Linked DNA regions of Mus musculus: all the other regions are linked to region 1. A link is a loop called in an ENCODE intact Hi-C map of the cell type or tissue named here. Cell type or tissue: left cerebral cortex. All regions are shown on one strand.

Region 1 (5,000 bases):
TCTGCTCTTCTACCTTGTTTGTACCCCCTCTCCCTCTGTCATCATTGCTAATCATTCTTCATTCTTTGGACTGTCAGGTTAAGAGCGCACCTCTTGGCTAACATTTGTTCCTGGTGTCCTAGCTCTCTGCTTGTAAGTCTGTGATCTGGCTAAACTCCCTGAGGCAAAGGTTCTGTCTTGACTTGCTATTCCCATCACAGTCTAACACATGACCCACAGTGGGATGTCCCCCACCCCCAACACCAAGGTATCTGCTAGGCTTCAGCCAGAGCTCTACCTGAACACTGAGTCCCAGGAGACTTTTATTTTCTCAGTCAACAGGAGAGAGCAGCCTGTTTGGCTAGGATAAGCGATCAACCTCCTCCCAGCCTGCTGGCTTCTTCAGGGGCCCCTTCTCCTGGTGGTAGCTGGTAGCTGTGGTGATGGCCACCATATGTTTGCATCCCAGCCCTCCCTAGCTCCTTTCTGTACTCATTTACTCCACACATAGCGTATTCCATTGAGTACAAAGAAAGGAATACATCAGACTAGTGACTCTGCACCTGGAGAACACACCCCACATGCATTTTAAATCTGTGGATTCCCCTTAAGGGAATTCCAGTTAAAAAAGAACTTGGGTCAGCAGCCTTGGGCCTGTGTGGCTAACAAGCTCCTATTTTCTCTGTTGTTGGGCTGGCCTGAAGGGCTTCTTTGTTTGGGTAGGGGTGGATGTGATGCCCTAATGAGGCCCTGTGGAATCCTGGCTCATACACAGCAGCCTGCGGGGTGGAACTCTCCAGGCAGGAAAGCAAGTTGGTGAGTTTGTGGGTTTGTCAGATTTTAAAGAACACAGAACAGTGTTAAAGGGGTGAAAACTAACTGGAGTATTGTATTCTTGGTTGGATTCAGCACAAAAATACAGAGCAAAGGCTGAAGGAATGTGAGTAGTGTCTGGAGTTTAGCTAATAGTACTACACTGTGTTCCGTGTTTAAGTTTTGACAGATGCACACTGGTTATATAACATGCCAATGTGGGAGGAAACTGAGATGAGAATTCGGGACTATTGGTGCTTCTCAGTAAATCTAAAATTGCTTCAAAACAAAAAGGGTATTAATAAAGAAGGAAGAAAGGACAAGGTCAGTCTCACGCCCTTCTGCCCCTCTTACCCTGGTCTTGGAGCCCTCCTCTACAGTCAGGAAGGCTGCTACAGGCACTCTCCTTTTTGCTCCAGGCAGTCTGCTCCTTTGTCCTTGGTGTTCTTTGTTTGGGAATAGGTTAGGTTACAAGACCAGGTCCAGCCAGAGGATGGGAGTCATGTGGTTACCAGGAGCTCCTACCTCCTGCCCTGCATCAAGGGACTGGGGACTTCTTAGCCTTTCTTCACTTGTTAGAAACTGCAAACCGGGGGCTGGAGAGATGGCTCAGCGGTTAAGGACACTGACTCCACTTCCAGAGGTCCTGAGTTCAATTCCCAGCAACCACATGGTGGCTCACAACCATCTGTAATGAGATTTGATGCCCTCTTCTGGTGTGTCTTAAGTCAGCTACAGTGTACTCATGTATATTAAATAAATAATTTCTTAAAAAAAAAAAAAAAAAAAAAAAAAAGAAACTGCAAACCTGACTGGAAAGGAAAGGGAGGGCGAAGAACCTGATGTATGTGGGAAGCTGATGGCAGCTGAGGATGTGCCCAGTGGTCAGACAGTTGCTCAGCATGGTCAGGTCCCAGGTTCCATCCCTGTGGGCTAGATTGAAGGTTGTGTACTTGTTAAGCAGCAAATTGCATCCTCTGTTCTATTTTTCTATTTAAAGGGGTTTTGTGTATTCCTGAAGATTCAGATGAGTAGCTTCGAGGGCAAGGGACTACTGGGGGGCTAGCAACAACACTGTACTCCTCTCCTGCCTCCTGCCCTCTTCCAAGAGCCAGGATGAAATATACCTCTTTCTCCTAGCTGGTTCTAAATCCCCTAAGGGCTTTAAATATTTAGATTCATTAAAAAAAAAAAAAAACGTGCAGTTGCTGCTCCTTCACCCTAAAGATGAAACAAGCCAAGCTTTGAGGCTTCTTCCCACTAAGGGAGCTCTTTATACCTTCCATCATGAAACTTCTGGCTCAGAAACCTAGAAATATGAAAGGGCTAAAGGACATTTGGAGCTCCTGGATGCTTGAATCTGGTGAACTGTTTTCCTGTAGATGGCAGTGGTGACACATGAGTGCTCATGGAGGTCTGGAGGGAATGGTGCTGGCAGGGAGAACCCTTCAGACAACAATAGTAACAAGTGTCAGCTCCTAGTATGGCTGTGGAGGAGGAGTTATTCGGGAGGGGAGGCTCCAGCAGGTGTTTTCTCTATAGTATTTAGTTTCCCTTCAGGCAACTGTGTAAAGGAAATCTGTTGTTACTATATTTTACAAATGTGGGAAAGGTCTGGTACCCTGGGGTACCCGTTACCAGAAGGATCAAGACAGCAGAAGTCTGAGTTCACTGCCATTCCAGGCTGCCACTGCCATGCACAAATGAAGGGCCCTGGCAGTCCAAAGCCAGCTTCTTTTTCATGCAGGAGAGGGGGTGGGGTGGGAATGTGAAACAGGCCCTCTATGTAGCACAAGCTGATTTTGAACTTGTGATCCTCTTGCCACAGGTTCCCAGTGCAAGGATTACAGGTATGTGCCACCATGTCCAGCAAGGTCAGCCACTTAAAGACACTCAACAGCAAGTCTAGCTAAGGGCAAAAATGTACTTTTGGCTCTTGAGCCACTAAAAAAGGTAGAATTTCTGAGAACCCAGAATTGCCTAGGAAGCTCCATGCCTGACCCTTGAGGTACTGTGGTCAGAAGACGTCCAGTGAGGTGGTGGCTCTGTAGTGGCTGGGCTGGAGCAAGGCCCCAGGTCAGAGGTGAGCCGGGGTCCTCATGCAGTTGCTGCTTTCACCCCCAGTAGAGACTGCTGTTCTGCGGGATAGAGCTGAGCTGAACCTTTGGACGTGTGCGCTCATCACCGTCATGGTTGTGCTTTGATGGGTCTGTGCAGGCAAAGGGTGCTCATTCCTACGACTTCTATTCAACAAAGAAGTGGAGATGGTAGCTAGGCTAGTTAGGAAAGAGAAGAAAACAGAAGGCATCCAAAGGGAAAGAGAGCGGTAAATGCTAGGTTAAGATGTTGAAGGTTCAGAAACCCTGCCATGGCAGCCAACAAAACACAAAAGACTGTCCTTCAGAGTGGTCCATAGTATCCATGGGAGATGGGGCCCTTCCTGTCATCTCTGTCAGAGAGCCCGAGGATGGCAGAGACAGTAGATTGCTGTGGAAGTTGACAATTAGAGAGAAAGGTGAATTGTGAAGAGCTGCAGCCCAGCCTTCACATTTCTTTGTTTTGTTTTGTTTTTCGAGACAGGGTTTCTCTGTGTAGCCCTGGCTGTCCCAGAACTCACTCTGTAGACCAAGCTGGCCTCGAACTCAGAAATCTGCCTGCCTCTGCCCCCGAGTGCTGGGATTTAAGGCATGTGCCACCACTGCCCGGCTACATTTCTTAGGAAAGAATGGAATTTTTCCAGTAGTGGGGGTTTCTACACATGTACATGTAGTGCTTGATTGGTCATTTGAAAACACCTCAGCAGAGAACTCTTATATCTCAAGAAAATACTGAAAAATTTTTTGAATTGTTGTAGCTAGTAAATTGGATTTTTTTCTGTTATATATTTTTTAAAATTTATTTTTATTATATTTATTCATTCATGGGAAGGGGCAGAGGATAACTTGTAGGACTCTGTTCTTTCTTAGCATGTGGGGCCTAGGGATCAGCGAGCACTTTTACCCAATGAGTCATACAGTGTTAAATATTTTCCCTCCCCACAGTAGCGGTTTCAATATTCTTGGGGGCTCTTTCTTACAAATAGAGTTTTTGAAATGTGGTTTATGTTGAACATGAGTGTTTCTGCCAGTAAAGAATAAAACAATTGTGTGTTCGTGTGTGTGTGCGTGTGTGTATACATGGGTATGCAGATGCTACACTCCACACATAGAGCACAGGAGTTGGTTTTCTCCTGCTGTCTTGTTGAGGCCTAGTTTCTCTTGTCTCTGTCATGATGAATACTCGAGACTAGCTGGTCTGCAGGCTTCTGAGCTTCAGGCAGTGCTGGCTCTGCCTCCTGTCCTGCTGCAGGAATGCTAGCCCTGCAATGATACTTTGTGGAAGGCTGTAGGGTTGTATACTGTGAACTGCAGAATATTGCTGCAAGAAGCTAGGTACGGTTGTTTGCACAAATACTCAAGAGGCTGTGGGAGGATTGCTGCAGTTGAAGGTTGTGAGCTTTGTAAGCAGTAATTCATATTCTCTCTCTCTCTCTCTCTCTCTCTCTCTCTCTCTCTTTCTATATAAAGGGATGAGTGTGCATTCCTTGAAGATTTAGACCAGTGGCTTTGTGGGCAAGAGGCTGCTGTGTGGACAGCAACAATGCTGCACCTCCCCATCTCCTGCCCACGTCTGAGGGCCCGGAAGCACAGCTCTTTTTTCCTAGCTGGTTCTAAATATTCTTGGGGTTAAAATATTTAGATTCATAACAAAAACTGTGCTGTTGCTGCTCCTTTACCTTACAGACGAACCAAGCCAAGTCTAGGGGCTTCTTGCTGCTAACAGAGCTCTTTGTGGAGTTGCGTGGATATGCCTGGGCAGCGTGTCAAGACTGTCTTAGAATACCAGACAGACGGACCAGCAGTGTACACATAGACATAGGCACACACTGCTGAGAGAGATTAAAGACAAGTGAATGGACAGACAGTTTTTATTAAATGGAAGGGAAGACAGTATTAAGATATTAATGCTTGGGGGGAGCTGTCTAGAGAGATGGCTCAGTGGGTAAGAGCACTGGCTACTCTCCCAGAGACCTGGGTTCAATTCCCAGCAACTGCATGGCAGCTCACAACTGTCTATAAATCCAGTTCCTGAATATCTGACACCCTAACGCAGACATACATGTAGGCAAAACACCAGTGCCATAAACATTAAATTAAAAATATATATTA
Region 2 (5,000 bases), 93 kb after region 1:
GAACTGTATTGCTCAGCCCAGCCCAGGGGCAGCTGACGGAGACAGGTGAGTTTGTCTGTGTCACTCCCAGGCAAGACCTACAACAAGGGCATCTGGGAAAGCCTTGTCCAACCTCTTGAGTAGCCAGACTCTGTTCTCAGAGCCTCTCTGGGTCTTGCTTTCCCCTATCAGCCAGACAGGTGGTATTTTTGTAGAATCCTAGGGTCAGACTATGCTTGGTTGGACGGTTGGTGAGAGCCATTTTCACCCAGAACCCGAGACTGCTGCTATGTGTCCTGACAGCTCTCTCCTGCCTCAGGGAGTTCTCAGATGCCCTTGGATATCTGCAGTTGCTAAATAGCTGTTCTGATGCTGCCGGGGCTCCTGCTTGCAGTTTCTCTGTCAGCTCCAGCATGGCTGCCACCACTGGTGAGCTCCAGACCCCCGTCCTGACTCCTGCCAGACCCAGATACAGTGTGGCTGAAAGTCAAGCACCTTTCCCTCTTCTGTAGGCCCAGACCCAGTGGCCAAGTGGTGGGCCTCACTGACAGCTGTGGTGATCCACTGGCTGAGGCGGGATGAAGAGGCAGCTGAGCGCTTGTACCCACTGGTAGAGCATATCCCCCAGGTGCTGCAGGACACTGAGTGAGTCCCCAGCCAGGTCCCTCCCGCCCAGTCAGCCCCGCAGTACTTTGCTTAAATATCTGTACAGGAGGACAGTGCTGTCCTCCCAGGAGTCTAGAACCGTGGCGGGAGATCTCAGGGAGGGCTGTAGTTTGGTCTAACTTCCTATGTCTGCCATGGCCCCAACAGGAGACCCCTGCCCAGGGCAGCTCTGTACTCCTTCAAGGCTGCCCGGGCTCTGCTGGACCACAGAAAGGTGGAATCTAGCCCAGCCAGCCTGGCCATCTGTGAGAAGGCCAGTGGGTACCTGCGGGACAGCTTAGCCTCTACACCAACTGGCAGTTCCATTGACAAGGTGAGGGGTAGGGTGGGTTCCTGTCTAGGCCAGGGTCACAGCTGTCCATTTCCAGGTTCTTGGTGTTAGTACAGAATAATGCTAAATGGATTTACCTCAGTTTTAACGACGGCTTAAGTCTTGGGGAGAGGGGGCTTTACTGTTTCGCCACCACCAGGAAGGAGGGTGTGGGGAGCAGACTGGCAGGGTTCCTGTTGGGAGCCATTGTTGGGAAGACTGCGGGCTTGTAGCAGGAGGCGGTGCATGTGTTGAGGCAGATGCAGTGCTTCAGTGATGCAACCTGGAGTCAGGCCCCAGTGCTGTGGACTTCCTGCCCTTACTGACGCTGCCTTGAGACAGGGTGGCCCTCAGCTAGGGAAAGCTTGATGTCCATAGGGAAACTCCTCCCTCTGCCCTGCCTGCTATCCCAGGCCATGCAGCTGCTCCTGTGTGATCTACTTCTTGTGGCCCGTACCAGTCTGTGGCAGCGGCAGCAGTCACCAGCTTCAGTCCAGGTAGCTCACGGTACCAGCAATGGACCCCAGGCCTCTGCTCTGGAGCTGCGTGGTTTCCAACATGACCTGAGCAGCCTGCGGCGGTTGGCACAGAGCTTCCGGCCTGCTATGAGGAGGGTGAGTCCCACTGTTCTCACACTGAGGGGCATGAGGTAGGAAGCCGGGAGTGGGGGGACAGTAAATCTGAAACGGGTGACTACTCCTTGCCTCTCAGGTATTCCTACATGAGGCCACAGCTCGGCTGATGGCAGGAGCAAGTCCTGCCCGGACACACCAGCTCCTGGATCGCAGTCTGAGGAGGAGGGCAGGTTCCAGTGGCAAAGGAGGTGAGGAGGTGGCTGTGCTTACAGGGCTGGTGAGGGTCAGGGGCCGTCTTGGTCTAGTGAGACATACTGAGAGCTGACTTACAGAAATCAGCGGGGATGACAGTTTTTGAGGCAGTCATAGGAAAGAAGCTGAGCCCCCCTGTGTGCCCAGCCCAAGTGGAGAAAGCAGCCAGACTGGGAGTTCCACGTGGAAGAGCTCAGCTACTTTGTCCTGCACATGGGGTGTGGGCTCGGCCAGACCTAAGCCTCCCTCCCTTTGATGTGATCTGTGCAGGCACTACAGCTGAGCTGGAGCCACGGCCCACATGGCGGGAGCACACCGAGGCCCTGCTGTTGGCATCCTGCTATCTGCCCCCTGCCTTCCTGTCGGCTCCTGGGCAGCGAATGAGCATGCTGGCCGAGGCGGCACGCACCGTAGAGAAGCTTGGCGATCACCGGCTACTGCTGGACTGCCAGCAGATGCTCCTGCGCCTGGGCGGCGGAACCACCGTCACTTCCAGCTAGACCCCAAAGCTTTCCCTTGAGGACCTTTGTCATTGGCTGTGGTCTTCCAGAGGGTGAGCCTGACAAGCAATCAGGACCATGCCGACCTCTAGTGGCAGATCTGGAAATTGCAGAGGCTGCACTGGCCCGATGGCACCCTCTTGCTCTGTAGGCACCTTAGTGGCTTTTCCCTAGCTGAGGCTCACCCTGGGAGACCTGTACATAGTGTAGATCCGGCTGGGCCTGGCTCCAGGGCAGGCCCATGTACTACTTTGACTTTTGCAAACTTTATTTTCATAGGTTGAGAAATTTTGTACAGAATATTAAAAAATGAAATTATTTATAACTTCAGTTTTGTTTATCTGGGTAGGCAGATGTCTGCCTCAGCTGATTGCTATCTTTCCTGGCTTGTCCTTTGGGAAGCCGGACTTCCCATCTGTTGTAAGGTGTATTTGCTGGCTTGGTGATGCTATGTTGAGCCACCTTGGCCCTCTGATCTCATGGCTCATAACCCTTGAGGGGCCTTGATGGTCTCAGTTGTTCCTTTGCCTTCCAGCCCTCCACCAGGTAATAACCCCGTATATCCAGAAACACACACAGTTCCCTAGTCATCTCTGTGCACCAGCATAGGCGAAGGATCAGGGCCCATTAGTGAGTAGACTGGGAACCCTGTTTGTGTCCCCCGGCCCCTTCCCTCTACTCCCAACCCCTTAGGGAATCTGGTCGGCATCCACAGGCCGCACACTTCCAAAACAATCGTGGTATCTTTATTGACTTTTTTTTTTCTGAATGCAATGACTGTTTTTTTTTTTTTTAACTCTTAAGGAAAATAAACATCTTTTAGAAACAGCTCGATACACACAATCTTCAGTGTGAAGCAATATACTAATAAGAACACTAGTTGTCTTAACATTTACAGTCTTCATATATATTATATATATGTATATGTATACATATATATACACTATATAACGAGGCCAGATATAATACACACGTTTACCATTTTACAGTCATATGTACAGAACGTTGCAGGGAGAAGGGGCTGCATCAGGCCTATTAAAGCGTGGACAGAGCTGAGGACACAAACGGACAGGTGGGGGCTGGCCGTGGTGGTGGTGATGGTGGTAGTTGCTCGGGGAAGGGGCATCACTTTGGCCCCGACCCCAGCCAAGGCCAGGTTAGGGCTCTGTGCTGTGGAGCACACGACGCACAGCAGCGACACACAGAAGCGAGCATGTTCCCAACATATATACATTCTATGTAACATATATATAGAGGGGTACACAGGTTTGTACACGAATCTAGCACTGTCTCCGCCTATGAGCCGAGTGAGCTGAGTGGCAGTCCCTGAATCCCATGTTGGTGTTTTGTCTGGGACAGCTGCACATCTGCTAGAGGGTAGCCAGGCCCAGTCTCCTCAGGCTTCCAGACGGGGCTCCAACAGTGGGGTGGAAGACTGGAAAGGGGACAAACAGAAGCCATAGGGCGCCACCCCAGGCCAGCCCGCATCAAGGATAGACTGGCCTGAGCCCAGGCTGCCACGATCTTGGGCAGATCCATGCCAAGTGCTGAGCCATGTCCCCCGCCGCTGGGCCTCTAAGAAAGGCTTGGGTCTGCCCCACGTCGTCCACTGAGCCAGCAGCCTAGCCTCTTCCCAGGGGCACAGCTTGCATGCCACGTCTTTTTCAGAACTTGCAGGGGACTTGCCCCCCGCCTGAGACATTGTGCCCTGGGTCTGGCCACTCCCTGGCCTGCCTTCGCCAAGCCTGGCCCCGGTTTTCTTCGCAACCTAGGCCTCACGCCAGCGCCCAAGGCAGCCGGAACCTAGACCCTGGATGGGATCAAGGACCGGCTGTGGGCGCAGCTCTTCTTCCTCGGAGTTTCGGCCACACGGGGATTACAACGGCAGCCTCTGTGGGAGGGACAGCCCGTTACTGTTATCACCAGCCGCTGCCACCCCTGTCCTTCCACAAGAACTGTGCAATCACCCTAGACTGGCAAAGTAACTTTAGGACCCAGCCTGCACCCCTCCCTACTCTCTGGCAGGGCAGGGAGAAACTGGGTTAGGTAGGGAATGCTTTCTCTGGGGAGCCTGCTCACCTACCTTATGTTTGGGGCACTTCAAAGTAAAATTCTCCTCAATGAACGTGCAACCTGTGAGCAAAGAAAAGTTTCTGTGGTGATGCAGAGCCGGCTGGCTGCCAGTGTTAGTTCTGATGCCCTGGTCTTGCTCAGAACCCTCATTAGTCCAAATCCCCCCAGAGGTGCAGCCCCTCTGCCTCTACCCTGCTATGTCCCTTCCTGGCCTCCACTCCTAGACACCCCCCCTGCCCCACCCCCACCCTGGCCACCACTACCTGGCCATCTCCCTCCTACCCAGGTCTCCCCAAAGGAGAAGGAACACTCATTCTCAGACATGCCCACTCCTGACCCAACCTCCTGCACAGTGGCCAGGAGAGGTCCATGCTCAGAAAGCACCCCATGATTGCTTGGGTGACTGACAACTGCAGAGTGGAGTCTCAGGTCTTGACTGAAATGTCAGCTACAGAATCTCAGCCTCTATATTGTAGATCAATCACAATGTCACCTACTGTGTGCTCTCATGATCCTTCTTCACGTTCAGAGGAAATGTTCCACACGGAAGGGCTTATTCTTAAGAGACAGCAGTAGGAGGTTACAAGGTCCAGGTCTAGATGAATCCCCCAGATGTCCACAAAGGATGGCTAAGCAAGCCAGTTG
Region 3 (5,000 bases), 410 kb after region 1:
TAGAATTATTTTGTCCTCAGATTGTAAATGTTCAACATATCTGTCCAGTATAAAATCTCTATTCATACATCAACCCTGGCTCAGGGTACTGGGGCACCGTGAGGGTCAGCTCTGTGCTCTTTGGGGCGTGTTCTTGTGAAGTAAGAAAGACACTTCCCTGTCTCCTCCTCTTCCCACCGCCTCCTTGTGTGTAGTTTAGAAGTCTTCAGCTCAGGCCCCTGACTGCTCATCTCTTCAGAAGTATTTATGCTTCGGCTCAGCCCATTTCCCGAGGCCTTTAGTCATGATTCAGGTTCTAACTGTCCCAGTCTCCACTGTGAGTCTTGAACCACCCAGGACTCTGTTCTGTGCACAGACGGCATTATTACACCTGTTCTGAATTCTGACTCTGGTCGAATGAACTCCTGGTCCTTGTGTCCACTTCTCTTGCTTTGGAGCCAGCTGCCTGTCATCCACTGTGGTTGATAGCCAAGACCAAGCCATTTTTAAAAACCCTCCCCCACCTCGGTTAAATTGTGGTAATTTATTTCCTTTAACTACCATAATTAGTACTCCAAAACTAAAGTAACTTGCCTGCGTGATTCCCATCCCCACCCCTGCAGAGCAGACAATGGCCAGAAGAGATGGGAATCTATTTTAAAATAGAACATTAGTAATTCTCTGAGATTCCATGCAATGTATTTTGATCACATTCGCCCTCCCCCTGAGGCACTTATCAATCATCTACCGTTCTTTACCTCACCAGTCACCCCAGCACTGGCCTATTGCAGGCCAGAAAAGTCTACAACCTTCTTCCCCACTCGCTTCAGCCCTGTAAATGCATGGCAGGCTCTGAGGCTTACAGGCATCCCCCCCCTCTACAGAGAGGTCCCGAAGAAAAGCCTCCTGCTATCTTAAGTCCCTTGCTTGGTTTGAATGTGTTTTGCTGAAATGTGCTTGCTGCTGGCAACATCCCTAGCAGGAGGAAAAGGAGGGTCTAGAGAATTTAAACCTGCTAGGAAAGCAGGGACAGGACCCTGTATGAGGGGCGGTTTCCTGCTCCTGGGAGCTTTCCCACTCCAGGACCTTAAATGGGTGACAGATTACTACATACTGCAGGAAGAAAAGTGCATGGATGTCGGGGCAGGGTAGGGGGAGAGTCCACCCACGGGAGGATTTCCATGTGGGACCAAAGGGCAGGGGTGAGTCCTGCAAGGGAAGGGCCTCTCACTCCCCAGTGGCATGGTTTGTCTCCTCTCAGGAACTGGGGCTACTCTGCTCTCCTTTCTCCTTCCTGTATCTGTGGTCCCTCCCTTGGCCTTGGCCTTGGCTCCTACTTCTCTGCTCCCACTGGCGACCTGCACCTTCCCTCACCGTAAGCTGCTTGCAGGTCCCTCAGTTCCTTTCTTGGCACCTGCCGCTGTTGCTCCATTTCTGTTTTGGTTCTTCCCTTCCTGGGATGTCTAATCCCTTTTTCCCATAGGATGAACTCAGTGGTGCCTAGATGACCACATCTCACTCCCAGAATCCATGCATGAAGGCAGGCATGTACGCATGTACTCGCATGCACGCACGCACGCACGCACGCACGCACACAGCATGAATTACTCAGGCTTAAGTGTACTTATGGTTTTATGGTTCACACCACAGTGTCATTTTGCCCCTGCTGTCTCCATTTGCAGACCAGCAAGCATCCCACCAACAATACCTCAGACTCTGCTTAAACTGTCATTGTCCCTGGATGTCACTGCCTGCTTCACCCACACCTTCTTCCTACCCCCACAAAACAGACCTTGTGCTGGGTGTTGTGTTCAGAGCAGGTGGATCTCTGAGGTCAAGCCCAGCCTGGTCTACAGAGTGAATCCCAGGACATCAGGGTTACATAGTGAAAGCTTGTTTGAAAAACAAAAACAACAAACAGCAGAAAAAATTAAACAGACACAGCACACTTGTGTTCTCTGCTCGGCTGTGTGTGTGCTTGGTGGTGGGAAAGTGCAGCTTAGTCTGTCAGTGTGGGTCTTAGCTTTTATTGTAAAATCACCACCCCCTGCAAGACCATGTGTTGAAGGTAATATGGGGGGGCCTGTAGGGCATGGGGCCTAGGGGAAGGAAGTTAGGTCATTGGGAGGGATACTCAAAGGGACCCTCATCCCTCCTCTACACTTGTCGTTTCACACCTCAGGCACAGAGTGAACACTGGCTCCACTGAGTGACCCCACCATAATACTCTTCTTCATCCCAGGCTCAACAGCAAAAGGACCAACAGACTGTGGGCTGAAAGCTTTGGTCTTAGTCCCTAATAAACCAAAAATAAACCTTTCCTCTTTTTATCTTAACCTTGCTTCATAGTCACTTGGGGAAATTTATGATATCGCAGCACACAGCATAGGCTCAGGAAGCATTGGGGTCTTCTGTCCTCTTCCCTAGACTCTCTTCTCCTTGCATAAGAGTCCTGTGGAGTTAGGACTCCGGAGTCCTGTGGAGTTAGGACTGTAAGTTGTCATAAGGCTGGGACTTGGGAGGATGATCGCTGGCAGGGCAGGGCAGGGCCTGGGTCAGTGGGGTCGGAAAGCAGAGGCTCCAGGCTGGAGATGGGGCCTGTGTAGGGAAGAACTGCACTGGCTGAGCCTGGAGACTCACACATCCAATAATGCCAGGCCCTTCTCAGTGGGGGGAGCAGCTGATGTGAGTCATATCCCAGTGCTCAGACAACAGTGCCTGAGGTTCCAAGACCCAGCCCAGAAGGTGCCTAGGTCAGAGAGAAATGCTGGTGGCTGGGAACAACAGGCTGAGACTTCCCAGGGATGACTGCAGGCTTCAGGGAGGCACAAAGGGCTCCAAGGTTCTGGAGCCAGTCCTCTGGCGCCATCAAGTGGCCATCTTTACAAACTGTAGTTCCTCTGTCAGATTTGTTTCACTCAGTGGTTCTCAACCTTCCTAATGCTGCAACACTTTATTTAATACAGTTCCTTATGCTCTGGTGACCCCTCCCCACACCATACAATTATTTTGTTGCTACTTCATAACTGTAATTTTGATGTTATGAATCATAGTGTAAATATCTGATATGTCACCTGAAGTCACGACCCACAGGTTGAGAACCTCTAGAATTTGCCCAGTAGTGGAACTAATTAATAGATTCTTGGAGTTTGCATTAAGTCCACAAGTCCTCTGTGCAGGCAGGCGTTCATTAAGTGGCAAGTAGCTTGGTTGTTACTGACCTTCTGTGAAACCTAGTCTGTACATTCAAGCCAGCTGTAGCAGATCTAATCAAGGAGTTTTCAAACCGCAGAGACACTCACTGGGGAGGCTGTTCATATGTGGCTTCCATGTATTTTTATCCTGTAGAGTCGTTTTTAAAAGAAGGCACAACATTGGGCACAGAGAGAGAGAGTGGGTGCTTCCACTTCCCCTGCCAGTCCTCAGCCATGGGTGCTTGATAGCTACTTGTCTGATGAGCGACACTCAGGAATCTAACTGGCAGTTCTTCCTCGACTGCACCGACGAGGTAATGCCAGCCCTTGTGCTCCCTGGGTACAGAATCCCAGCAGATAAACGCAGCCACTGATGCCTGTGTTTTGGGGACAGCTTTCAGACTCCTGGGGCACCTCCAGAAGGATCCAGTGCGTAAAACTCTCACCATGTCTCTGCAAGGACAGACAAGAAGTTGGGGCCTTCTCATACCCAGTGGAGCCTCCCAGACAGGGAGCACCATTTGTTGGAAGGGTAGCAGAGCTTTGGGCTCTGAAGGAGCTTGCCTAAGAGTGTCCCTAACTGGTGAGGAGGGCCTCCTGGTCCTCCTGGATCACCACAGGATTGGTCAAATGCTGCTCTCAGCAACCCTAGTATAAATAGGAGGACTAGTGAAGACTGGATGCCAGGCTACTCCATGAAGGGCCCCAGAGACCACAAACTCCCTGAGCAGGAGGTAGGAGGGAGAAACCCAGAGAGCGCTGCAAACCTCAGCAGATATGGTGGCTAGTTTTATGTCACCTTGACACGCTAGAGTTAAGTAAAAGGAGGGAAACTCAATCCAGAAAATATCCACCTAAGATCTATCTGTAGGGCATTTTCTTAGTTAATGATCAGTGGGGGAGGGCAGCCCTTTGTGGGTGGTGCAATCTCTGGAATGGTGGTGGTCCTGGGTTCTGTAAGAAGGATGAGTGAGCTACAGGGAGCAAGCTATCCCTCCATGGCCTCTGTGTCAGCTCCTGCCTCCAGGTTCCTGCTCCGTTGTGTTCCTTCTGACTTCCTTCAGTGGTGGACTACGGATGTTGACGTGTGAGACAAATACACCCTTTCTTCTGCAACTTGCTTCAGTCACTGTTTCATCACAGTGATAGAAACCTGAAGACAAGTTAGTGCCAGGGGAATAGGGTGTGATGGCTTGTCAAGTTCCAGAGGGAAGCAAAGACTCCACGGGCCTTCTGTGTGCAGAATCTGTGGTGTCTGGTCGGCTGGGCTGAAGAATCGGCTGTGATTGACAAGAGACCAGACACGCTGAAGTGAAACCTTTGCTTGGCTGGGACAATGGATGCTGCTCAGCTGGAGATAAATTAGCCGTGACTAAGAAGAGACCAGCGTCACTGAGGTGGAATCTCCTGGGAAGTGTTTCCTGAGTCAGCACACAAGCTGTTCCAGAGGTGGCCCTGGTTGTACCTCATGTTAGCACCTGAACTTGGTCATGGGTAAGAGTCTGCCAAGAGCTACTGGTTTTGGAGGTGTGAAGGGGTCATGGAGAGCAACTGAAGCCTGGCACTTGAGAGGCCACTAGTGAAGGCACAGCTGGAGTAGCAGTGGAAGCTCCTGGTTTGAAAGGTCATGGGCAAAGTTGAGGCTTGGCACCATGAAGAGAGCCCGGAAGAGGCTACTGGTAAAAGCGCAGGCCAGTTGCAGCAGGAGACCCCAGCATTCTTGGATGTCAGGACCATGGGTGGACCGCCAAGAACAGCAGCAGCACTGAAGTGGACCCAGTTGGAGCCTATAAGACAAGCTGTGTGTGCTACAGAGGGTGGAGCTGG
Region 4 (5,000 bases), 120 kb before region 1:
GCATGCACATGGAGGTCAGAGGACAACCAGCAGGACTTGGTTGTGGCTTTGAGGGACTGAACTGAGGATGTTGGGTTTAGTGGTCAGCGTCTATACGTGGTGAGCCGTTCAATGGTCTATAGCCCATGATTTTATATAACTGGGGAAGGGAGTGGATGCACCAGGGAGCTGATTTTTGCTTATCAGGACACAAACGAAGGCCTAAAAGTGGGGCAGAAAAAGCCAGTAAAGACAAAGGAAGAAGCTAAGAGTAGCGTCACACACATGTATCAGCTGCTTGGGAGCCTGAGATAGGATCACTTGAGGTCATGGGGTATGGGGAGGAGGAGAACGGGCTTGACTTACAGATAGCTCTCTGTGCCCCATTCATTCATACATTCCTATTTTCTTTCACCTTTGACTACCTACTATGTGCTAAATAATGCTAAGAGCCAACTGGTAAGTCTGTAATACAGAAGAAAAGATGGCAGATCAAGCACCTCCACAATGGAAAACAAAAAGCATCCATGCGCTTAAATTGACCCTTTGCCTATTTAGTGAACTCCTGAATGTGTTCCTTTGTTTATGCCGTGCCTCCCTAGGGTATGCTTTGCTCTTTTTGTCCTCCCCAGGTGGGAGATATTTTTGTGTATCTTTGAAGTATGTAAATTATTAAGTCCTTCTTCTTTAAGAATCCACTTGTCAATGTTAGGAACAGCTACACCATAGAAACTTGTCAGGAGAGGAGAGGCTTTTGAAGGAAGGGCTCGCTGTGGGGTTGGAGGAGGAGGTCCTGCAGTGCAGAGACCTTTGTGAGGCCATTGCCACCCTCCTGCTGTTTTCTGCCCAGAGGAGGATGTAGTTTGGAGAAGCAGCATATGAGGTAAATTCCCAAAGAAATAAAAGCTTGAAGTCCTGTCCTGTTCCTACCATTTACAAATTGCCTCCTGTCCAAGGCAGCTTCTCCAAGTTTCTGCCACTTAAGAGACGTTACCTGCTTTGCCATTCTCATAGGAGTGTCAGGGACCAGACGGCTATCTGCTTTTGAAGTAGAGTTTTATTGGAACAAAGCCACATACTCATACATATTGTCTGCTTTCATTATATTGGCCAGAACAGCCTAGGGTATGGACCTCCACTCCAGATGAAAAGCAATTTGGAAAATAGTGCACTTATGTATTTGGCTGCAAGAATTTTTTATTATCATATATTTATTTGTGTATGCATGTATTTGGGCATCCATGTGCCACTGTACATGTGGCGATGAGAGGACAACCTCTGACAGTTGGTGCTCTCTTGCTACCTTTACATGGGCTTGGGAGATTAAACTTGGAATCAGACTTGCTTGTAAGCACCTTTACCCACGGAGCCATCTCTCTGACCCTGGCAGAATTTTAAATACCTTTATTAAGATATAATTTACTTAAGGGGCTAGAGAGATGGCCCAGAGATTAAGAACACTTGTTGCTTTTACAGAGGAATGGGTTCAGTTCCCAGCACCCATATAGTGACTCACAGCCATCTGTAACTCCAGTTCCATGGGATCAGATACCCTCTTCTGACCTTGACCTCTGTGGGTACAAAGCACATACATAGCACATGTACATACAGTCAGACAGAGCACTCACAGGTGAGATAAAATTTTAAAAATCTAATACATATAATTTACTTAGCATACAGTACATTCCCTAGTATATATTCACTAATTTGAATGACCATCACCGTCAGTTTAAGAACATTTTTATCATGGTAAAAAGTAGTCCGTAGGGGATAGAGTGCTGGCTCAGGCTTAAGAGCACTGGTTGCTCTTCCCGAGGACCTGGGTTTGGTTCCCAGCACCTACATGCAGCTCACAGCCATCCATAACTTCAGTCCCGGGGGATCAAATGCCTTCTGGCCTTGGGCACAAGGCGTGCACATCGTGGATAGACATACATGCAGGCAAAATTCCTAAACACATTAAAAAAAAAAAGGCAGCGAGTACCCTTTAGTACCATCCACCTGCCTGGCCATCTCCCCAGCCGTAGGCAACCATTACTTCCTTAAAGATTTCAGTTTTAGACATTGCATTGTGTGGAGCTTAGGACTAGCCTTTTCTACTTAGTAATTGAGTATTTATGTTCTCAAGGTCTGTCTGTGTTGTATCATACATATATCCATAGTCCAGTCTTTTTATTGCTGAATAGCTTGGTGTAGAAATACACATTTATGGACACGTGAGTTGTTTCTTACTCTTTGGTTGAGTAATGAATGATGATGAATGATGCTGATACAGCACTTTTTGTGTACAAGTTTTTGCATGGGTTTGGTTTTATCTTTCCTGGCTATATTTTCTAAGCTTAAAATTGCTGGATCAAATGGAAATTAGCTCATTAAGGAATAGTAAGATTAGTTTTTGTTTTTTGGGGGTTTTTTGGTGGCGAGGGGTGTCAAGATAGTTTTTCTGTATAGCCATAGCTGTCCTGGAACTAGCATTGTAGAGCAGGCTGACCTCACACTACAGAGATCCATCTGCCTCTGCTCTCAGTTGTTGAGATTAAATACCTGTGTCCCCACCTCCTAGCCCTTAAGGTTGTTTTTTGTTTTTTAAGGTGGATGCAATGTTTTAAATTTCTAGTACTAGTGCATGAAGTCTCAAATTTCTTTATACCCTCACTAAAACTTGTTATTGTCTGACTTTTTTATTATAGTCACCTCAAAGGGTGTGATGTAGTATTTCAGTGTGGATTATTAATTACATTAATTATTGAGATGGTCTTTCTGTGTATCCCTGGATGGCTTTGATCTCCATGTAGACCAAGTTGGTCTCAAACTGCCTACCTCTGCTTCCTCAGTGCTGTGGTTAAGGGCACACACCACCATACCTGGCCTGAGTTGGAGGCTTTCTTTATATGTTTATGTTAAACGAATTTTGATGTCTGAAAACCACCACTTAGAGATGTCATAGGATTATAAAAGGTTAACTATTTTGAATTTAGCTTTAAGGTCCAAGACCCACCAGATGGCGCTGTTTTAAAAGATAACGGTATCATGATTGTATGGTTGACACAGATTTTTATTGTAGTCTGGGAATTGTAGTCCTGTGCCTTTAGGTTCTTAAAAGTGGGGGGTAGGGGGCAGCTCCTAAACTGTGAGTGGTAGAATAACCATACATTAGACAAGAGGGATTTAAGAAGGAAGTGACACTGAAAACCACTTGTTTCTGTATATGGACTTAAGCAACGTCTCAGGGAAGAAAACTAGAGGTTATTAATTTCTCATTCTTCTTATGACTAGCTTTTCAAAGTTGTTCTCTCCTGTCTTTGTTTTGTTTTTTGTTTTTGTTTTCTTATGGCTGCCTCTTTGTTTTTCATTGTTTGTATATGTGTCTGGATATATGTGCCACACATGCATGTGGAGGACAGAGACCATCTTTATGTGGTCATCTCTCCTTTCAAACTTGTGTGGGATCTGGGGATTGAATTTAGGTCATTGGGCTTGCATGATAAGCACATTTACCTGCTGAGCCATCTTGCTGACCCTCTCCGTGTGTTTTGAGACAGGGCTGCTGAATTGGCTAGGCTAAATGGCCAGCAAGCTGCAGGGATCCTCTTGTTTGTTCCCACTTCTTCAACACTGGTATTGAAAGCTACATGACTATTCTCTGGCTTTTTATATAGGTACAGGGCATTCAACTAGATCATCATACTTGTGAAGCAAGTACTTCATCAACTGAGCCTCATGTAAGCCATTCTAATCCTGAAAATTCTTTTCTTTTTTTTTTTTTTTTAAAGATTTATTTATTTATTATGTCTAAGTACACTGTAGCTGTCTTCAGACACACCAGAGAGGCCGTCAGATCTCATTACAGATGGTTGTGAGCCACCATGTGGTTGCTGGGATTTGAACTCAGAACCTCTGGAAGAGCAGTCAGTGCTCTTAACCACTGAGCCATCTCTCCAGCCCCCACATATGAACTCTTAACTGCTTGCTCAGAGGTCCTTTTGCAACTCAAGATGGGATAAGGATTCCTCAGTCTGGATTCCCACCATCCACATGTTCTTGCTGTCATTGAAGTCACTTATTCATTTTGCTCTCACTAGACAGAACCTCTGGAGAGCACATCTCATCCCCAAGGCTGGTCCTTGAATGTAAGGACCAGTAGGAAGACTGGTGTTTGCCCTGTGTCAAAACTTCAGACTGAAAAGCCCTGTCTAAAGCCTTTGAATATGAAGCCATTATCTCTTGGGTTCTTTTGCCTTTCTACTGTCTTGTTTTCTGTGTGTCTTTATTTCCTCTCTAATCACCTTACTATCCATACTTTTAAATTCTTATTCAGATATAGAGGTAGCCCTGGCTAGCAGAGCATGCTAGAAGATGAGGGTTATAGGAAACTTAGCTGTCCTGGCAGCTTTGGGAGAGTCGGTCCTTCACAGTCAGTTTCTGTCCTTTCTGTGTCCCATTTCTTTCACCCATTTCTCAAGCCTGTGTCAAGAATTGTTCTCACTGACTTCTGCCTGGCCAGACTTTTGCATGTTACCCAGTAGAGGCACCAGAATGCACAGTGGATGTAGTATACAACTTCAATCACAGATAGGAAAGGAGGCTGTGGCCAGCCCACCAGGTAGCAGATAAAGTAGGGAAATTTAACGGTGGCAGAAACTTACCTATTTTGTTGTAGAATGTGTGCAATAGTAGAATGGTGTTATAGTTTCAGATGATATGGTCAATTGTATCATTATCTCAGTGGCCAGAGCTGATAATTCTTATAATTATTCTTTTATAATTTTGTACATATATATTGTCTAAGTCAGTGTTCTATTGCTGTAAAGAGACATCATGACCAAAGCAGCTCTTATAAGAGAAGGTATTTAATGGAAGCTTGTTTATAGTTTTAAAGGGTTAGACCATATCGTCATGGTAGAAAACATGGTGGCAGGCATGGTGCTGAAGAAGTAGCTGAGAGCTACATCTTGATCCACAGGCAGCAGGCAGAGAGAGAGACAGAGCCTGGCATAAGCTTTTGAAACCTCAAAGCCCAT
Region 5 (5,000 bases), 59 kb before region 1:
TTTAAAAGGGACATCTTAGTGTCCCTACTTCCCAGATAGGGAAATTGAGGCTTGAGGTATGTGTGTATGTGGGGGGCCGGGGGGGGGGTCTGTGACCAAAGTCATAGAGTGAATTACTGACAGAGACTGAGATGGAACCTTGATATCTTTATTCTCATCGCAAACACTTCATACGGCACCAAATGAAATACCTTATTGCAGATCAAGAGGATGGATATAACAGCCAAACTCTAGAATGAGTTATCAGTGTATCGGGTACCTCTCTTTCAGTGAAACGAATCAGGCCAGGAAACTGGCTGATGGACCCTTTTCCTACTTGCTTTTGCTAGTTTAAGATTTTATACGCTCTTTTCTTTTTCAAAAGCCCGATTAAGTCTCAGTACAAGTGTAAAAATGACATGTGTGCTCATTTTACAGATGAGACGGGTCAGGTCGGAGTCCTCCAAGAAGAGTTACAAGACAGACCTCAATCATGCAACCTCTAATCTTCTGGAGCTAAACTCTTGATTCTTACCTTCCTAAGGACTGTCTCCCCTTGCAGTAGACGCTTCGTTTGGTTGCTGGGGAACCAAACACCGCCACTTGGTTGCTAAGGGGAAGTCAAGCGATAAATATCCTGGGTGAAAGTTGATTCGTCACGTGGCCATATTTCTAACACCAACCAGACTTGAAGAAAACAAACGTTTCTCCAATCAGCACAGTCAACGAGCTTCAACTTCTAGTTACGCTTTCTTTCTGCCCGCCTATGTAAACGATTGACACACCTTTTATCCAATAATAGTAAAGATTCTCTAGACTGACCAACGTGCTAATGAATCAAGAAGAACGGCCACTCGTTTGGAGGCGGGTCCGGGGGTTGTGCCGCTAGGCTGACGGAGACCCTAGTGACTTAGCTTGCTTCGTGCCCAATCGGACGCCGCGGGGTGGGTGGGACTTCACTGAGAGTGGAGTGTCGTCCAATCGGAAGTGGGCTGGTTAGACGCTGCCCAATAGAGATGCACCCAGAGGGCGAGGTCAGGCCGGGCGCTCAGCGTTCCGGAGGGTGGGGCGGGGGCAAGTGTCAGTCAGGGCAGAACGCGGCGCGGGCAGCGGAGACCCGTGGCACACAGGAGTCCGGGCTGGAACGAGGCCCGCCGAGATGGAGTTCCTGCTGGGGAATCCGTTCAGCACCCCTGTAGGGCAGTGTCTTGGTAAGGCCGCGCGTGGGGCAGGCGTCGAGTGAGCCACAGCGGCTGACCGGGCTGGTGAGATCCGCGGGCCTCCTCCCGGCACTGAAATCACCTCACGTGCGGGTTGGGCCTCTGCCAATAAGTGGTGTCATCTCAAAGGTGGACTGGGCATCCTTGTCACGAGGCCTCTGCCTGACGCTGGTGCCACCTCACCCTACAAGGAGGCTCCCCCGAGGTGCCGATTGGACTTAGAGAGGTCCCCGGCATCCCTGCCCATCAGGGCCCAGCCTTTCAAGTCTCTCCCCAGAAGTAGTGTCCATGCTAGTCTGCTTACCCTTGCGTATTGGGAGATGTCACTGCGAGTACTCTTCCCCAGGTATCTCGCTGCCTTTGCTCCCAGGGCCTCTGTCTCCCGGAGCCTTTGTGGAATGGAACTCTTTCTTCCGTCCTTGTCCCTGCTCATTGGTACCAATGGCTCTGAGGCTGGGCACTTTCCCAGAAAATGCCCCATGCTGCACGACTTCTAATTTGAGCTGCAACTCAGTCAGGCTGTAGGAGGGACTGGGATGGGGGAGGCCCTCGGGGAAAGTGACTGGCTTGGCAGGGGGATGGCGTGGCGGCAGAATCTCCTAGGCCTCCTAGGAAAGAAGGGAGGCAGGGCTGCTTTGTTGATAAGCAGTCCATTGGATCCCGGAAACTTGGACTCCAGTAGTGACTTTGCCAGGGACGCTCCTCCTGACCTTGTGCGCTTTATATTTTGACGTTCTCTTGTCTGCCACACGGGGTATTTGGAGATAAGATGTGGTGGGACTCTTCAAGTTCTAAAGTTCTGAATCTTCCTTGTTGATATTAAGCGTCTCCTTACATTGCCTCTTGCTCTCCCACTACATAAAGTGGTAGTAGAGTAATCAGAGCAGCTGTCAGTAGTGTAAGGAGTTAGAGGCGGGCCGCATGCTGCATAAGGAATGGCACTGGCCGCTGTGAAGTTTCCTTACAGAAGAAAACACTGGCAGACCAGGGAATAGTCCAGTGGTAGAGCATTAACTTAGCACACACAAAATCCTGGATTTGATCTAGGATCCAGCACTGCAAGTAATGAATAATAAAGCAATTTGGCCTTTCATCCAAGGTGGGAGCTTATGCCAACAGATCAGTCAAAAGTGCTGACTAGCTTTAAAAACAAACAAACTTGGGGCTGGAGAACTGGCTCACCGGTTAAAGACATTGGCTGTTAATCCAGATTCAGGCCCTGGCACTGCATAGTGGCTCACAACTGGCTGTAACTTCACATCCAGGGGATTGATTGCCCTCTTCTGGTGTCTTTTATATACATACCTAAACATACCATGTAAATGGTGCACAGACAGGCAAACAAAACGCCCACATATGTAACATTTTTGAAAATTAAAGTTGGGTCTGCCGGCTGGTTGAAATCATCTTTTATGAACTGGGCTCTGTACTATCCTTATGGGTCTTATAGTTCAAGCAGTAGAGACTTGCTTGTTTCTACTTTGTATATGAATTTATAGCCTACTTTTCTGTTGTTAAGCTTACAAACTTACGGAGGCTTTTTCTGTTGTTGATTGACATTTGGGAGCATTCTGTTCCTTTTGGGTTTTTTGTTTGTTTGGTTTTGGTTTTTGGCTTTTGGCTTTTTGTTTTTGTTTTTTGAGACAGGGTTTCTCGGTGTAGCCCTGGCTGTCCTGGAACTCACTTTGTAGACCAGGCTGGCCTCAAACTCAGAAATTCGCTTGCCTCTGCCTCTCACGTGCTGGGATTAAAGGTGTGTGCCACCACACCCTGCCATTCTGTTCTTTTTTGATAAAGTGTCTTTTATAAGTGATCATGGATTCTGGGACCTGAAAGTCTTTTCCCACTTCTATGACGCTTCTTTCTCTGATGTTCACTCAAGTATCTCTTTTTCTCTGTATGTATATGTGTGTGTATGTAAATACTGCAATTTTATGTGTTTACATATAAACACATATATGTGCATGTATATATATAAATATTTCAATTTTATGTGTTTGTTTTGCCTTCATGTATGTCTATACACCACTTGATTCCTTGTGCTCACAGAGGCCAGAAGAGGGTGTCAGAACCTGGAACTGGAATTACAGACAGCTGTGAGCTGCCATGTGGGTGCTGAGAGTCAGACCTGGATCCTTTGGGAGAGCACCAGTGCTCTCTACCACTGAGTTATCTCTCCAGCCTCCCCTCTTATATTGAAAAGATTTTATTTTATTTATGTATGTGTGTGCATGCGTCGGTGTGAGTGTGAATAGGGTGCCCGTGGAGGAAGAAGAGGGCATCAGATTCCATGGTGCAGAGTTACAGGCATTTGTGATCCAGCTGATATGGGTGCTGGGATCCAAACCCCAGTTCTCACGATTGGGCAGCAAGTGCTGTTCAGCACCGAGTCCTCTCTGCAGCCCCGACTGTGTCTCCCACCCACTCTCCTTTCTGTCTTCCTCTTCTCTCCAAGTGCCCTTTCAGCGCAGTCTAAATTCACTTCTCCACCCAATGTTGAGCTCAAGCCAGGGAACTAGAGGGGTGGAGTGGGGGGTAGGGGAGGGAAGCTGAGGCATATGAAGGGCAGAATGTAGAGAGAAGTAAGGGATGTAGGGCCATTTGAATGGATGGAAATAAGTAAACATGTTAGATGTGACCTGCATCAAATGACCTTGATTATGGAACCTCAGAAGGTTGTGTAGGCATTCCAAGCCTGAGAGTGACTGTCTGCTGAGCAAAAGGAGGGAAGGGCGGGGAGAGACCTGTGTCTTACTGAGTGCTTACTTTGAAGGGTTCATGTCTGCTAGCACTTGATCTCTTATCTAGAACATTGTAGAGACTCTGTGAATTGCGTTCTCTGTTTACAGCAGAACAGTCAGGGCTGGGTTTTCTATCAGAAGTGGCTATGTGATCTGGCTGGTTTATGATCTGTGAAGGAAAGTACCCTCCCAGGCCTTAGATCATCCACTATTGCTTATAAAAGACACTTAAAGGGCTGGATAGGTTTTTAAAAAATACTTATTTATTTATTTTATGTATATGAGGGCTCTATCCTTATGTACACCTGCATGGCAGAAGAGAGCATCGGATCCCTTTACAGATGGTTGTGAGCCACCATGTGATTGCTGGGATTTGAACTCAGGACCTTCGGAAGAGCAGTTGGTGCTCTTATCCACTGAGCCATCTCTCCAGCCCGACCTAGGTGATTCTTATTATGAGCACTTGTTCCTCTTACAGAGTTCACAAGTTCAGTTCCCAGTATCCACATGGCAGCTCACAACCAGGGAACTGGTGTTACAGGGGATTTGACACCCGTTTTTGGCCTTTGTGGTATGTGAGTGGTGCATATGTACACATACAGGCAAACACACACAAAATAAATAAGAAAAGGAAATTTGATCATGAAGATGATAAAGGGAGCATGTTGCTAGGCAGCTACGAGCCAGCAGCTGGGCCTTGGTCATTTTAGCATATAAAAATGATAAATTGAGAGGTTGAAATTTTAGTGGATGTTCTGTAGGATTGTGGCAAAGAGTAAAGGTGATTTTTGGTACTTTAATTTTTTAAAAAGTATGTACCTATGCTCAGAATGGTGGTGAATACTAGTAATCCCAGGAGGAGGTGGAACCAGCAGGATTATGAGTTCAAAGCCAGCCTCAGCTACATTGAGAATGTGAGGCTGTCATGGGTTATATGAGACCCTATTCCAAGAAACCATCATCAGCAACAAATGGTATGTTTTGGGAATGGGGAAAGGGTGTAGAGAAATAGTGACCACAAGGCTAATGCGTAAAACAGTGGCTGAGGGACTGAAGAGAT

Evidence for each region. Hi-C counts contacts between places; a loop is a spot of excess contacts. Peaks named below come from ENCODE experiments on the same cell type or tissue, not always from the same donor. Only the 100,000 strongest peaks of a DNase experiment are listed, where the experiment ranks them.
Region 2: a loop joins it to region 1, with 5 times the contacts of the local background. A loop is called at or near these places in 19 of 42 quality-filtered maps.
Region 3: it touches region 1 in a loop (3-fold over the local background); 5 of 42 quality-filtered maps call a loop at or near these places.
Region 4: it touches region 1 in a loop (2.3-fold over the local background); 15 of 42 quality-filtered maps call a loop at or near these places.
Region 5: a loop joins it to region 1, with 2.2 times the contacts of the local background. A loop is called at or near these places in 11 of 42 quality-filtered maps.

Annotation. Positions count from the first base shown.
Region 1 is chr11:60,290,147-60,295,146 of GRCm38, reverse strand. All of the region lies in intron 1 of Tom1l2 (target of myb1-like 2 (chicken)), which reads left to right. Among named protein-coding and RNA genes, the nearest start is that of Gm38501, 34 kb to the right of the region's middle. In left cerebral cortex, a CTCF peak has its summit at 2,164 (motif pointing right); DNase peaks (open chromatin) are centred at 959, 2,209, 4,164, 4,537 and 2 more places; H3K27ac peaks cover 3,803 bases.
Region 2 is chr11:60,197,204-60,202,203 of GRCm38, reverse strand. Rai1 (retinoic acid induced 1) reads right to left here. Exons shown (of 6, transcript NM_009021.2): 5 at 4,366-4,415; 6 at 3,009-4,173. The coding sequence ends at 4,159. It overlaps Srebf1 (sterol regulatory element binding transcription factor 1), which reads left to right. Exons shown (of 19, transcript NM_011480.4): 13 at 1-45; 14 at 299-408; 15 at 492-624; 16 at 793-958; 17 at 1,369-1,569; 18 at 1,667-1,778; 19 at 2,053-3,120. The coding sequence ends at 2,282. Mir6921 (microRNA 6921) reads left to right here and starts at 1,587; the gene lies at 1,587-1,666. In left cerebral cortex, a CTCF peak has its summit at 2,378 (motif pointing left); DNase peaks (open chromatin) are centred at 2,366 and 3,898; H3K27ac peaks cover 359 bases.
Region 3 is chr11:59,877,962-59,882,961 of GRCm38, reverse strand. No RefSeq gene overlaps it. Among named protein-coding and RNA genes, the nearest start is that of Nt5m, 32 kb to the right of the region's middle. In left cerebral cortex, a CTCF peak has its summit at 2,857 (motif pointing left); a DNase peak (open chromatin) is centred at 2,820.
Region 4 is chr11:60,410,368-60,415,367 of GRCm38, reverse strand. The region is part of intron 1 of Atpaf2 (ATP synthase mitochondrial F1 complex assembly factor 2); the gene reads left to right. Among named protein-coding and RNA genes, the nearest start is that of Atpaf2, 4.2 kb to the left of the region's middle. In left cerebral cortex, a CTCF peak has its summit at 2,972 (motif pointing right); a DNase peak (open chromatin) is centred at 2,990.
Region 5 is chr11:60,348,947-60,353,946 of GRCm38, reverse strand. It overlaps Tom1l2 (target of myb1-like 2 (chicken)), which reads left to right and starts at 1,042. Exons shown (of 15, transcript NM_153080.3): 1 at 1,042-1,190. The coding sequence starts at 1,139. It overlaps Drc3 (dynein regulatory complex subunit 3), which reads right to left and starts at 567. Exons shown (of 14, transcript NM_029044.2): 1 at 515-567. In left cerebral cortex, CTCF peaks have their summits at 1,737, 1,940 and 2,498 (motif pointing left); DNase peaks (open chromatin) are centred at 850, 1,679 and 2,431; H3K4me3 peaks cover 2,428 bases; H3K27ac peaks cover 1,295 bases.